Linked DNA regions of Homo sapiens: all the other regions are linked to region 1. A link is a contact called in ENCODE Hi-C or POLR2A ChIA-PET data. All regions are on one chromosome and are shown on one strand. Each heading gives the region's core, a stretch centred on a gene start or an enhancer-like site at or near the end of the contact. The rest is flanking DNA. Distances are from core to core; before and after follow the strand shown. Region 1 holds the start of PRKCD (protein kinase C delta). Region 2 holds the start of SFMBT1 (Scm like with four mbt domains 1). Region 3 has its middle 27 kb from the start of SFMBT1.

The links. Hi-C counts contacts between places; a loop is a spot of excess contacts on that map. ChIA-PET counts read pairs that join two places held with the same protein, here RNA polymerase II (POLR2A). Pooled maps may share reads with other maps.
Region 2: a loop to region 1 is called in a pooled map, with 11 times the contacts of the local background. The contact joins the promoter of SFMBT1 here to the promoter of PRKCD in region 1. A Hi-C loop is called at or near these places in 4 of 37 single-sample maps with no recorded cell type and 12 of 50 pooled maps. POLR2A ChIA-PET finds 5 or more read pairs at or near these places in 4 of 52 experiments (BJ, CD4-positive, alpha-beta T cell, activated B cell and 1 more).
Region 3: a pooled map shows a loop between it and region 1 (4-fold over the local background). The contact joins the enhancer-like site here to the promoter of PRKCD in region 1. A Hi-C loop is called at or near these places in 4 of 50 pooled maps. POLR2A ChIA-PET finds 5 or more read pairs at or near these places in 2 of 52 experiments (Caco-2 and activated CD4-positive, alpha-beta T cell).

Annotation. Positions count from the first base shown.
Region 1 is chr3:53,158,921-53,163,377 of GRCh38, forward strand. It overlaps PRKCD (protein kinase C delta), which reads left to right and starts at 2,289. Exons shown (of 19, transcript NM_006254.4): 1 at 2,289-2,508. RefSeq lists an enhancer at 57-136 and silencers at 1,791-2,740, 3,011-3,240.
Region 2 is chr3:53,043,695-53,048,151 of GRCh38, forward strand. SFMBT1 (Scm like with four mbt domains 1) reads right to left here and starts at 2,379. Exons shown (of 21, transcript NM_016329.4): 1 at 2,122-2,379. RefSeq lists silencers at 1,418-1,707, 2,068-2,127, 2,228-2,547, 2,598-2,707 and enhancers at 2,695-3,196, 3,197-3,696.
Region 3 is chr3:53,070,754-53,075,210 of GRCh38, forward strand. It overlaps a transcript of RFT1 not described here. Among named protein-coding and RNA genes, the nearest start is that of SFMBT1, 27 kb to the left of the region's middle. RefSeq lists enhancers at 1,890-1,939, 2,180-2,797, 2,290-2,409. Within about 2 kb of position 2,523, at least 31 of the 41 ENCODE cell types and tissues checked have a DNase peak (open chromatin) inside an H3K27ac peak, as active enhancers do.

The sequences.
Region 1 (4,457 bases), core at 1,039-3,538:
GCTTGCAGCCCCTGAGCTCACAAGTCTGCATATCCTGAGGATCAGGAAAGTGCTTCCTGTTGTCTAATGTAAATCTTGTTCCTGTAACACCAGTATATGTCAAAGCAGTGATTCTCAACAAGGGGTAATTTTGCCCTGCAGCAGACATTTGGCAATGTTTGGAGACATTTTTGTCTGTCACAAGTTAAAGCAGGGAGGTACTATTGGCATCCACTAGGCAGAGGCCAGGGATGCTGCTCAACATCCTTACAGTGCACAGGGCAGCCCCCACAGCAAAGAATCATCTGTCCCAAAGGTCAGTGGTGCTGAAATTGAGATCCCTGATGTAAACTATGGGCTTTGGAGCCAGACAGACCTCGGTCTGAATCTGCGTCTGCCACTGACTAGCTGTGTACTCTGGGGCAAGTCGCTTCTCCTTTCTCTGAGCCTCAGTTTGCTCATCACCAAAACTGGCACTAACAGCAGCCCTCACCTCTTGAGAACTGTTCAGACTGCCCACATCCAGCACCCAGCACACAGCCTGGTGCTGGGTAGCCCCTATCAGCGATAGCCATGATTATTCATTTCCTTCTTCCATGGTGAACCACACGGAGTGGGAACAAAGGTCTGGTGGCTGGACCTGGAGCTCCTCAAGGGTCAGTCCTCCCTCTGGCTGCAGTCCCTGGCACAGGGTGGGCCTATTGTTTATGTTGAGGGAGAGACTGGGTTGGCTTACTGTGGACCTGAAGGAGGAGCCAGAAGGAAACCCGATCCCAAGTGGGCAAAGGTCACTTGAGGCTCACCTTGTTTACCCTTTCCTCCAGTCCAACCCCAGGGAAGCCATGGGGCATGATGGGTGGGGTGGGATGGGATCAGGACACAGAACATGCTAATGAATATGGTCCTTCACTCAGGGAAGTGCCGTGCATTACAACTGGGCATCAGGGAGGAGGGACATTTGAATGGACACAACCAGGGCAGGTAGAGGTTTGGGGGTGGGGTGGGAAATGGCATTCAGGCCCAGAGAACAGCATGCTCAAGGCCTGGGTGTGAAGAGAAAGTCTTTCCCAAAGGATAGTCCTTGAACCCACCTGGTCTGGCCTTTTCTCCCCATCCATCTTCCGCAATCTCAACCAGGGTCCTCCCACCTGAACAACGTGGCAGCCCTTCTGTCCCCCATCCAGCCTCTCCTCTGCCCTGCTGTCCCTCTGCCCCATCTATCCCGCAGGAGCCCCCTTGAGCCTGTCATCCTGCCTGGTTGTAATAGCTTTCACCACCTTCTCATTGCTCTGTGAGAAGACCAAAGTCCAATGGCCTGTCTCTGTCACAAGCCCCTTTCTCAGCTCAGGCCACCTCAGGGATTGTCCCCCACTTCCATCCCTTGTGTCTCAGCTGGGAAGAGCTGTCTAGACTTTCTCTATCCCTTCTAGGTGGTTCCCCAGGACCTGGAACCCTCTTTTTTGTCTCCTGGGAAGTGACATTTCTTTGGATGAGTATAAGGCTAATGTCTTGGCTTTCTGAGCTCTGGGGACAGGGGAATGGACTCCCTAGAACCCCAACTGGTCCCTAGACTTTGAGCCTAGGGGACACTCGGTGAATAGATGAATGAGTGAATGAATGAATGAAGGAGTTATGGCTGACAACCAAGTTCCATGTCTGGAAAGGAGGCTCAGGCGCCTGCCAGGAGCAATAGAGAGGTCTCAAAGGTGGGGGCAGGAAAGCAGAAGACTGCCAATCGGGGTAGGGGCAACTGCCAGTCCGAGTAGGGGCAGTTCCCAGAACCGCCTGAGGAGCAGTGCAGCGCCCGACCAGCGAGAACCTCCGACCCTGGAGTCTAACCAGCTCAGTCTTTGGGGCAGAGCCGGGACAGCGGGCTTGGCGGCGGGCACCGCGCCCGGCCGCGTCCGAGCTCCAGCCAACAGGAAGAGCAGGAGTGGGGCCAGGAGAGGCGGGCCAGCTGGCCAGTGGGGAGTCCCGGGCGTGGGTGTGGGGAGCGGGGGAACCCCCGCCGGCCCCTCCCAGGCCCCAGCGGGCGGAGGGAGCCTCCCCACCGGGCCTCAGCGTCCTCCTCTGTAAAATGGGCCCCTTCTGAGGGCTGGCTGCGCGCTAATGGCGGGAGGATGCGAAGAGGGCCAGGCAGGGCAGAGGGACCGGGAGACTCGGTGTCCCGCGCAGGCAGAGGCGGAGGGACGCTGTCCCCGATTGCAGCTGGCGGGGCGAGGCCTGGCAGGGCGAGGCCTGGCGGGGGCGGGGCCTGGCGGGGGCGGGGCCGGCGGCACCTGGGTGAGGTCGCTCGGCCCCGCCCCCTCGCACTTCCGTGTGCCGCGGCGCCGGAGCCCGAGGCGGCTGTAGCCCACATCTCCCGAGCGACCCCCGGCGCCCGCCCGCCGCGCGGAGGCCCGGGCCACACCTCACTGGCCGCTTGGCCCATCCCAGTCAGCGCCGCGCCGAACCCCGTCCGCGCGCGCCGGGGAGCGGCGCCCCCGCCGCTGCCGCCGCGACCCTTGGCGCCTGCCCCTGCAACGGGAGGTAAGTGAGGGCCGGGTCCGGGCGCGGGATCGGGGCTACCCCGAGGGCGCGGCGCCCTTCCTTCCCCCTTCCCGCCCCAGTTCCCGTTTCCGAAACTGAGAAACTGAGCCGCGGTCAGCGAAAGTCCCGCCGCGCCGAGACCTGCCGGTGACTCCGTCCCCCTGTCCGTCTGTGTGTCCCTCCGCTAGACAGTGGGGGCTGAGGTCCTTCTGTCTGCCCGCTCCCGGCCCCTCCACCCGCCCGTGTGTCTCCCGCTCCTCCGAGGGGCCCGTCCGTCCCTCCCGACTCTCTCCCGGGCCCTGTGTCCGTCCGTCTGTCGCCACCCACTCTGTGTTCTCCCCCTGCGCGCCTCTCCGAGACCCGATCCTTCTGTCCCTCGCCACCCGATCCGTCCGTCCCTTGCCCTCCGCGTGCTCCATCGCCCCACCCCCACCCACACCCCTACCCCCGCCCGCCGCCCCCTCGATCCCGTCCTCCCGGAGCCGCGCCCCCGGCCCACGCTCGCCGCCCCCTGCCAGTCCAGCCGCCTCTCCGCTCTACCGCGGGGCCCAGGCCAGGCCGCCCGCCGGGCCTCGCCTCCCGCCCCTGGGTCCCTGGAGGCCCGACCCGCGCGGCGCCTCCTCCTCGCTGTCTCTTCTTTCGGTCTCAAGAGTCTTTCTCGGTCCCTTCATCCGTCTCTGGGCTGGGCGTGGCTCCAGTCTCCACCATCCCCCTTCCCACCCCACCCCTCCGCCCCTCTGAGACCCCTCCCAGGGTGGCCCCTGCCCGATACGGTCTGTACTCGCCCCCAACCCAGATGCCACTCCCGTTGTGGGGGCTCCACCAGATGAGGGGAGGAGGTCGGGGGGGGGGGTCCTCCTGGCTGGTGGTGGAGCGGCAGAAGGAGAGCACCATCGGAACTGCTCCCACTTCCCCAGTTCCCTCTCTCTTGGGGCAGGGGAGAGCCCCACCGAGCCCCGCCTTAAACCTGGTCAGAAGGATCTGCTGTGAGTGGGCGGGGGGTCCCCTTCTCTGACGCCTACCCTGTATGCGTGGAAGCTGTCTCCTTGTGCTAAGTCACTGGTATCTGGGTGTGTGGGTATGTTGTGTGTCTGTGTCAGCTTCTGTGCTGTCTGTCACTGTGGGACTTGCCTGTGCATGTGTGTCCTTTTTCGCATGTGTGACTTGCTTGTGTGTATGTGTGTATGTCTGTTTGTGTCCTGAGGCTCTGTGTGTGTCTTTTGCAACTGTGTGTACCATTCTTGGTGTGTTTGTTGTCACCAGACTCGTGTGTGTGTGTGTGTGTGTGTGTGTCCTTGCCTGCTAGTGTGTGTGTCCCTGTGTGTCTGGAGGTTTCGGTGTTGCACACTGGGTATATCATGGTGACCAACTGGCCATGAGTACGTTAGATCTGTTAATTGTGGAAGCCCCTGGTGTTGGGTGCCTACCCACCAGTCTCATGTGTGAGTGTATCTGTATAAGTGTGTGTATGTGTGTGTACTCACGTGTGGCTCTCCCTCTGCCACTGAGTTTCTGTGACCAGGCCCACCTGGTCACTAAGGGAGGGGACTGATCCCTGGGGTTTCCTCGTTCCTGCTGTGGAGTGAGCTGGGGCTTGGTGAGCAGGCCAGCAGAGGGAGGCTGTATGGTGCATGTGTGATATGTGTGGTTGTGTGTGTGCGTGTGTGTGTGACAGAGAGGTGTGGTGGTGTCTGGGCAGCTGTACCTGGCTGATGGGTGGTGTGAGGGCTATGCGATGGGACAGTGCTGGGGTAAGCCTGGGAGTGTGTGGCCACGGTAGGAGTGTGTGACTGGTGGGACACAGTCTATGAAACTGCCGGTGTATGCTTGGGGAGTGACTGTGATTGTGGGGAACCGAGAGTGCCTGGGCGTGGGTGTTAGCGGCAGGAGGGGGTGTGACAAGGTGTGTGGTGACAGTGCTGGGAGGGAAGGTGAGAGCCCAGTGTGGG
Region 2 (4,457 bases), core at 1,129-3,628, 120 kb before region 1:
GCAAAGTATTGCCCCCACTGAAAAGTGACCTTCTAAGAAGTTCCTCAGGACAGAATTTTAAGTTATTCTGGATTACAAAAACCCTAAGAATCATTATAAAAGCAAAGGGTCATGGCCAACACGGCCATAACTCCAAGTTTACATACAAGCTATCCTCAGTTTGTTAGTATTGCCCCTTTAACCCTCAAAAGGGTCCTGTTTTGAGGCAAAACTCATCTGTGGTGACAGAAGTCAGAATTGTGGTTGCCTTGGGGAGGGGGAATGTGTTTACTGAATGGAAAGGATACAAGGCCTGAAAATGTTCCATATCTTGATCTGAGTGTGGTTATCAGGGCATATACATATATAAAAAGTCATTGAATTGTACCCTTAAGATCTTTCGGTAGGTTATACATACCTCCATAAAAATACATTGTTAAAAATCTATTCAAATAATCATATAAAACCATTCTGGATCTAGCTACCAAGATGTTTTTTCCAAATGAATTTTAATAAAGACACACATTGCGAGCACTTTTATGTAGTACCTCTCAAAATATACACTGTGATTTCTAAGAATCTTTCAGTTAAGAAAGCCACCGAATTTTCGAACTGAAAGCACCCCCAAACATCATCTGTTTATCTTAATGTTGCAAATAAGGAAAATCAAAGCTACAATGGGTAAGAAATGTGCCCAAGATAAGGCAGTTAGTCAATGACAACGGTAATAACAGAACTGTTTCCTGATCTCTGGCCGTTTCTACCAGGCCGTAACTTTTCTGACATCGCAAACAAATCTTAACTCCGAATCTACCTACGGCCTAATTCAACAAATGCCTCAAAACGCTAGTCAACAGGCCTCAAAGTGTACACATGAAGACACATCTTCCTTCATCCTCTCGCCAGTTGACAAATTAATGATTACACGTTCAGGCATTTTACCCAGATGCAATAAAATTAAGAATGACATCTTAGAAAATGTGGTTCAAGAGAAGACATACGCAGGGATTGACAAAATCCATCTTACTTCCTTTCGAATCTCTTTGATGGTTACTTGGTTCTCAAACACAGATCACTGCTAACAGGACTCAAAAACACCACTTGGGACCATCAACCAGTGCTGCTTCGGGCGACCCGCTGGGAACACCCCCACCTGACCCAAGCGTCCACCACTCCTTGAGCACAAGCTCTGGGGGTGACCTGTGCCTGCCGGCTTAGTTTTAGACCCTACGGGAACAGCTGACATCTTGTGAAAAACTTAGCATAACGTACATCCTTTCCGCGGGAATTTATTTCTGTTCGCACAAGGCGTTTCTGCTCCGCACAGAGCAGGCCTTGCTTCCCAGGACGCCGCTCGCCCCTCCACAGCCTCCTTTTCAGCGTCCAAAATCGGACTTTAGGAACAGAAATCGAAACGGTCGCGGACCTCCCGAGCGGCAGGTCGGGGCGCTGCCGGGTCGGCGCGGGGTCCAGCGGCGGTGCCCGGCGGGCCGCGGCGCGGGAGAGGCCCGCTCACTTCACAACGGCGGCCCGGAGCCACCGGTTGCGGCGGCCACTAGACGCTCCGCCACCGCGCAGCGACCGCCCGGGCCCTCCGAAGTTCCGACCGGCCGCGCGCCCGGCCCCAGCTGCGGGTTCGCGCCCCGCCCGGAGCGAGCCCGGGGGGCGGGTCCGCGGGGGCTCGGCGGGCGGAGCGCGGGGCGCGCGCGGGGAGGGGCGCGCGGCGGGCCCGGCGCGCCGGGGAACTTGGGCGCCCGCCACTGCCGCCGCCCGGCCACTTTCCTTTCACGCCTCCCGCGGGCTGACGCGCGCCGCGCTGCCTGCCAGGGGCTGACGGCCGCCGCCGCTCTCCGCCGCGGCGAGGCGCCCAGGCGCGCCCCTGCAGCCGGCCGGCCGGCGCGCGGGACCGCGGGGCCGCGCGCGGGCGCCGCGCTCCCCCCGCCCCGCCCCCGCCCCCAACGTGCCGCCGCCGCCGCCCGTTGGCGCCTCAGCCCGCGCGCCCGCCGGCGCCCGGCGGTTTCCCGTTGGCAAAGTTGCGCGGCCGCTTCGAAGGGGACGCCGTACGGTCCCCCGCCCCGGCGCCGCCGCCGCCCCTCCAGGCCGCCGCGCGGGAAGGCCCAGCCGGTGGCCCCGCTTTTTTACCTGCCCGGAGTTTTCGCGCGCGCGCTCGCTCGATCGCTCGCTTTTCCCCCTCTCGCGCTCGTTTTCTTTCTTTCTTTCCGTCTTTTCGCTCCCCCGCGCGGAAGCTTTTTCCTCCCGTGCTGCCCGCGCTCGCCCGCTCGCGCCCTCCTTCCTGCTGGGTTCGGCGGAGCGGGGCGGCCGGCAGCTCTCCCCGCCCCCCTCCACCCGCGCTCCGGCGGAGGCGGCGGCGGCGCTCCGCGCTCCGACTCATTCCAATATGGCACGGACGCAGGGCGCATGCGCCCGCGCCCCCCCACCCCCAGCTCCGCGGTCCTCCAGGCAGCCTGCGCCCCTCGCGCCGCGCCCGTGGAGCTCCCGGGCCCGGCTGCCCCGCTCCCGCCCCAGCGCCATCCCTCCTGGCTGGGGCCGCGCGGGAGGCAAGGACTCCGCGGGCTGGTGTGCCGGGGGTCCGGCGCCGCGGGCCACCCACGCCCCCAGCCAGCAACTCGGCGCGGACGGCCCCGAGGCCGTGGCGCAGGACACGCGGCGGCGCCTCGGGCCCCCGACGGCGCTGTGGCCCCGAGCGGAACGGCCCGGAAGAGGAGACGCGTCCCCGGGAACCCAGTGCCCGCCCTGGCCCAGCCCCGATCCAGCCTGCGCCTCACCTCGGGTTGTAGACAGAGCGGCGGGGATCCCAGAGGGGTTCGCGGGTCGGACCTGGAGTACCGGCCCGGCGAAGCGCGCCGCTGTCGCCCGCACGTGACTGGCTCGGACAAGATGGCATGAGCGGAGAAGCGGCCGGATCCCAGATGCGCGCGTGCCGCCGCCGCGGGCACTGCGCCCGTTTGCCTGCCCCTCGTCGGGGATCGGGCGCTCCCTCTGAGACCTGAAAGGGCACCCAAGTGCCCCCTGTCTGCGAAGTCCGGCGCGGGCCCTTCGGCGCCCCCGATGTCTCTAGGCTTCCGCAGGAGGCGCCCTGTAAATCTTGAGTCTTCCTGCAGCGAGGGGGCACAGGACAGCTGCGAATTGGGACGAACGAGCCCAGAGCCCCGGGAAGGATCAGAACCTCGAAGGCGGCTTCAAGTCGGCCCCGCAGCCCGAGGTGACCGTGGGCGGTTACGTTGCCCGAGCTCGCCCCCTCCTCCTGAGCGCAGGTGCCCGTGGGACATACACCCGCCCACCTGCTCCGGAAAGTTCCCTCCAGAAGGGAGTTCCCGCGCCACCGAGACCCGGGAGCTCCCGATCAGACTCCCAGGCCGTGAAAGGCGTTATCGGACAGGGCCCAGAGGCGCCCCCACAGCAAGAAGAAAGTCTGGGGTTCTCACCGTGTGCCAGGTGCGAGCTCAAGCCACCTCCCTCAACCGCTCTGAGAAATATCCCACTTCACAAACTTGCTCAAAGTCACGCTGCTGGCTGGATTTGAATCCAGATTTTTTTTAGCACCACTGAAAAAACAATATGACAACCGGAGAAAGAAAAATCTAAAAAGAATACAGTAATCCATATTGTTACAAAGAAATGCAACTTTTCACGACATGAAACATATATATACTGTGTATAGTTGCAACCACACTTTTTTTGTTACTACTTTCACTACCATTTTTATTTGTTCACGATTCATTTTTAAGGTGTGCAGGTGTCCTTAACTATTCACTCAGCCCCCTAATGTTTTTGGTTCTTTACGGTTGTTTGCTAACGTATCCTTGAATTCTGCACTTGGGACAAATACCTGGGAGTGGAAAGGCTCCCAGGTAGAAGGCTATGAATGGCCAAGTGGTCTTGGCTTACAGCGTCATATTTTTCCCAAGAGCTGCCCCAATTATTCTACCGCCTCCAAGGAACAAGTGTAAGGAGTTTAACACACTTATAAACATTGAGTGCCATTTCCCCCCTACTTTAATAGTCTATTGCTAGTTCAAGGTTACTTAGCATTTCTTAGGTGACACAACATTCAAAAATGAATGTTTTTCCATGCATTTACTATATGCATTCCCTCTCCTGTGAATAATCTATTCATATCCATCTTCTGGGGACTTGAACCTCTTCTAACTTTGAACAAGCATTTTTTTATGTTACAGATATTACTTCTTTGTCGTCATTGATGCAAATATTTTCTAGCCTGTTGTTCTTTCTTGTTTTATTCTAATGTTCAGTGTGTCATTCTAATGTTTTAATTGCTTCAGTGCTGACAAAGTGAGCTTTCTGCTGCCCATCTGATAGTCTTTTTTCTGCTAGTTTTGTACAATTTCATTTCATATTTCATTCTCTGATGACTATCCCGATTTTATTTTGGCTTATTTATTTGGAGTAAAATATGGACATAACTCACTACCACTGTCATCGGTTGTTATTAATTC
Region 3 (4,457 bases), core at 1,273-3,772, 88 kb before region 1:
TGGCCAGGTGCGGTGGCTCACACCTGTAATCCCAGCACTTTGGGAGGCTGAGGTGGGCAGATCACCTGAGGTTAGGAATTCAAGACCAGCCCGGCTCAGCCTTCCAAGGAGCTGGGATTACAGGCACATGCCACCACGCCTGGCTAATTTGTATTTTTAGTAGAGACAGGGTTTCACCATGTTGGCCAGGCTGGTCTAGAACTCCTGATTCAGATGATCCGCCCACTTTGGCCTCCCAAAGTGCTGGGATTACAGGCATGAGCCACCAAGCCCAGCCAAAATGTTTAAATTAGTAAAGAAAGAAAATTCTGGAATTTTTTGTAGAGGTGGGGTCTCACTAAGTTGCCCAGGCTGGTCTCAAACCCCTAGGCTCAAGCAATCCACCCAAAGTGCTGGGATTACAGGCAGGAGACACTACACCCAGCCTAAAAATTTTTTTTGAAAGCTTAAAACAAGGAAGGAAAAGGGAAAACGGAAGCTAAGGAGACCAGTGAAGAAGCTGTTGGCAAAGGGTGGTAAGACCTGAGCCGGCGTGTCCCCATCTGTGAAATGGGTACACCGATCCCTATGGTCACTGAAGCTGTTGAGAGGACCCCTGCGCTAATGAGAGTGAACTCTGCAGTCTGTGAGGTTGGTGCCCCAGATACTTAGCTGGAGGACAGGACTCTGCCCAAGTCCCTTGTATGGGCCTACCTATGGGGCCACCCTCCTCGCTATGCCTGATCCTCACAGGTTTCAGCACACTGGCCCCAGGTCACAGGGGCCGACCTGGGACATAGAGAAAGATCCAGCCATGGGGCTACCTCCCAGAGCAGACACCAGCCCTTGACGGGCCCAGCAGCCATGTTGGGTCTCCATGCAATTTAGTCTTATGAGCCACAGCTCAGCTTAGACTCAGGCTCCAGGAATAGGTCCCCAAGACACTCTCATTCCCCAGTGGTTCCCAGCAGTATTGGGACAACCAAAATCAGCCTCAAACTGCTCAGGCCTTCCCCAGGGATATGACACTTAGCAGCTCCTGGGGCTGCCCAGGCTGAGAACTACCTATCCCCAGCCCCAGGTAGAGAGCCCCAAGTCTGGCTGTAAGAACAAGGTGAAGCCAAAGACTCAAAAGCAGGTCCTTGCCTCCCGTGACTGCAGGCACAGCCCAGTGAGGGGCAGCAGGGCTGCCAATGGTCCCCTGAATTGGCACCCACTTCCTGGGTTTAGCACCACTGTGGCCTCAAGAGGCCCTAAAGGAGGGTTGTCATGGCATGCACCATGGGTTCCTCACATAGTTCCTCTGGCCCAGGGGAACACGTGTCCTAGAGGCAGCTGCTCCTGGCGTCACTGTTGGTAGGTCCAGATGAAGGACAGGCCTCTGCCTGGGAGTGTCAGGATGCAGAGAGGCTGCCTCATTCCTGCTGCGGCAGCCAGGGTCCCCACACACTCACACTCATGTCAGCGAGGTCACAGGAGGTCGTCTCTACATGAGGCTGTGATAAGGCTGCGTGGGAGCCTGCATGCAGGCTCAGCATCATCCTGCCCGGGCGGGAACCCTGGTCCACCCTTGCTGTAGGACTTCAGTCAAATGACAGCCTCTCTTGACCCTCAGTTTCCCCAACTGCAAAAGTAGCACCCGACAACATGCACTGACCCCCCAGGGCTGCTGGGCGTGCTTGGCTGATGGTTCACTCTCAGAAGTATCTGTCCCTACCCACCTCGTAGGTGCGGTCAGGTGAGTTCTTCTCTGCCTCTGTTTCCACACTGCACCTGGAAGAAGCTGGAGGACCTGCTCTCCTAATTGCTCCTCTACCACTGATGTTGTAAGAAGGGGACACTGACTTGTCACTCTCTGCCAATGTAGGAGCCAGGCACTGTCTCTGTTGGCTCAGGGCTGGGCTCCCAGGAAGTAAAAGCCTAAAGGCTCAGGGAGGCCATTTAAGGTCTAGGGTCCAGTGGACTTTCGGACGCATCGCAGCCTCCGCTGAGCCCTTCTAGCAGGCTTGTGGTGACTGCACCCTGGGGCGGCTGCTCCATTGTTTCCTGTCAGTCCCGCTCATCTGCTCAACAACCCTTTGGAGGAAACACACAGGAGGGTCCTGCCCTCTAGTGGCTGCCGGCGGCCAGGTCTCTCCTCACAGGGCTCCGCCCGCGACCTCAGAGGAGCCCACCGCCCTCTCTGCCTGCTCTAGTGCCTGCCGCACAGCAACAAGCAGGCATTTCCTGGGGGTGAAGCCGAGGCTGGCCCCATGAGCTGACACCCAGCAATCTTCATCTCCGAGCACCTTTGAGTCCTGGGGGGCCCTGCTTCCAGATGTGAGCCCCCAGCCCGTGGGGCTGGGTGGTCCTGGGCTGTGCCACAGGGTTTCAGCCCACCGCGAAGGAGGCCTGACGGTGTCCAGGTCGAGGGCACCTGTGGGCAATGATTGACATAACACTGCAGAGAGAGAGCCTGGTGGGGCACCGGCCTCTGCCCAGGCTGGGTTCCGGGGCCTTCCCCCATGTGCCCACATCCCATGCTTCCCCCGTTACAGCCTCTGCCGTCAGACTGCGCACCAGCATCTGTGGGTGAGGAGAGAACCTGGGCTGGGGCTTGACACAAAAGGGGCTTTGCCTCTGGACACCCCCACCTGTGCCGCAAGTGGAGGGGGCGGGGAAACGGGGAGGAGGGAAAGTAAGCGGAAGTCCCGCCTCTGTGGAAGCGCCTCTGCACCCTTTGTCCCCCAAGGGAAGCACAAGTGTGTGGCCAGTCAGATAAAGCAGGCCTTTCCTTGCCTTTATGGAGCCACGGGCTGAGGCTGGACCAAGGGTCAGTGAGGGGTTCAGGAGGCCCCCTCTGCGCCTCTCTTCCAGGCCCTGAGCCCATCATTCCCTTCGTTGTTAGAGTGAAACTGTGAAGAGCCGCAGCTCTGTGCCGGGCGAAGAGGATTTGGCAGTGAAAAGGATGAGCTTGCCTTGCCCTGGGGGCAACTGGCACCTGGGGTAAGAGGTGGCCGGTGAGAGCCTGAGCCCTCTGGAGAGCAGAGGCCCCGTTGTGCACAGAGCCAGTATACCCAATGCTCGGGGAGCTCCCAACAACCCTACCCAGCCCTGCGGGAGACCACAAAGCTCTAGGGAAGAGCCTGTCCCAGGAAGCACAGGGCTTCGAAGTTCTGACAAGGACATCGGAGTTCCAGGCCCACCCCACACATGCACACACTTCCTGCTTCCAATTAGCACTAATTGGACGACTGGGAAAACCCACAGACCATGAAGCAGAAGCAGTTAGGTCTGCGGGGCCCCGGTGAGGCAGGCCCTGCGAGGGCCCAGGTGAGCCAGGCTCTGGGGGATGGGCCCTGGGGTCTCTGTCTCTCTGAGAGGGGATCAGGTGATCAGGGCCACATCTGCCAGGATCCCTACTGGCCCCTCTGGAAGACGGAAATTGTCCCAGGGCCAGGGCAGAAGCTGGGTGTGGGGGAGCCTGACAAACACCCCCTCTCAGCCTGGCATTTAAGGCTCCCCTAAACCTGGCCCTACCAGCATCCCCCCTCCCAACCTGGTCTCTTTCATTTCTTCTGCTCCTAGTTCTCACTGCCTAAGTCACCCACTGATTAATTCTTTATGTCACTCCATCTATTCATGTATTACGTGTCCAGGAGCCCTCCTGTGGCCAGATCCTGGGACCACAGAGATGGATGTGCCAGGCTTGGCTGGTCAGGTGGACCTTGGAGCCAGGACCTTTTCCAGGGTCCCCAGAGCACTGGATGGTCAGAATCAAAACAGGGCTAAGGCAGGTCCAGGGGAGGGGAGGGTCCTGATGCTCACCTCCTTCCTACTTGAGCAGCCCTCTCTCCTACCACCTATCCAGCTAGGCCTGGGCCCAGGTTGGCAGAGACCACATTGCAGGGCAACCCCTCTGCTGGCTCCACTTCATTCTTGGTGGGAAGAAGGAGGCCAGGCTGAGCACTGCATGCGTATGAATAGAAGTATCAGCTTTGCTTGGCACTCTCTGGGTGAGGCTTTGTGTCCCTTGATCCTTTAGACCGCACTCAGGGTATGTGCCAGGCTGTGTCCACATCCATGGCCAAGCTCAAGACAGAAGCTCTGCCAGGAACAGCTAGGACTAGGGGGCAAGAAGAGAAGCAGGCACCAAATCTGAGCTGCTCTGGGGTGGGTCTAGCCCGTGGGGAGAAGCAGGGACTGGCCCTTAGCAAGAGGCTGGCTCTGGAACTTGCATGCTGGAGTAGTCTGGGCCCCAGCCCCAGAGTGAGGGCCCCGAGTCAACCCTTTATATAATACTGCATGGCTCAGGCCCTCAGCCCTGAGCAGGGGTAGTGAGAACAAGGCCCCTTGCCCCACAGGTGTATGTCGGGCCTGACCCTTGGGCCCCGTTCTCCAGAACATCCCCACCACAGAGACAGAGGCTCAGCTCCACTCCCTTCCCTTCCCCTGCTTAGAGACCAACCTGGTCCTGGGCAATTTGGTGTTGCCATGAC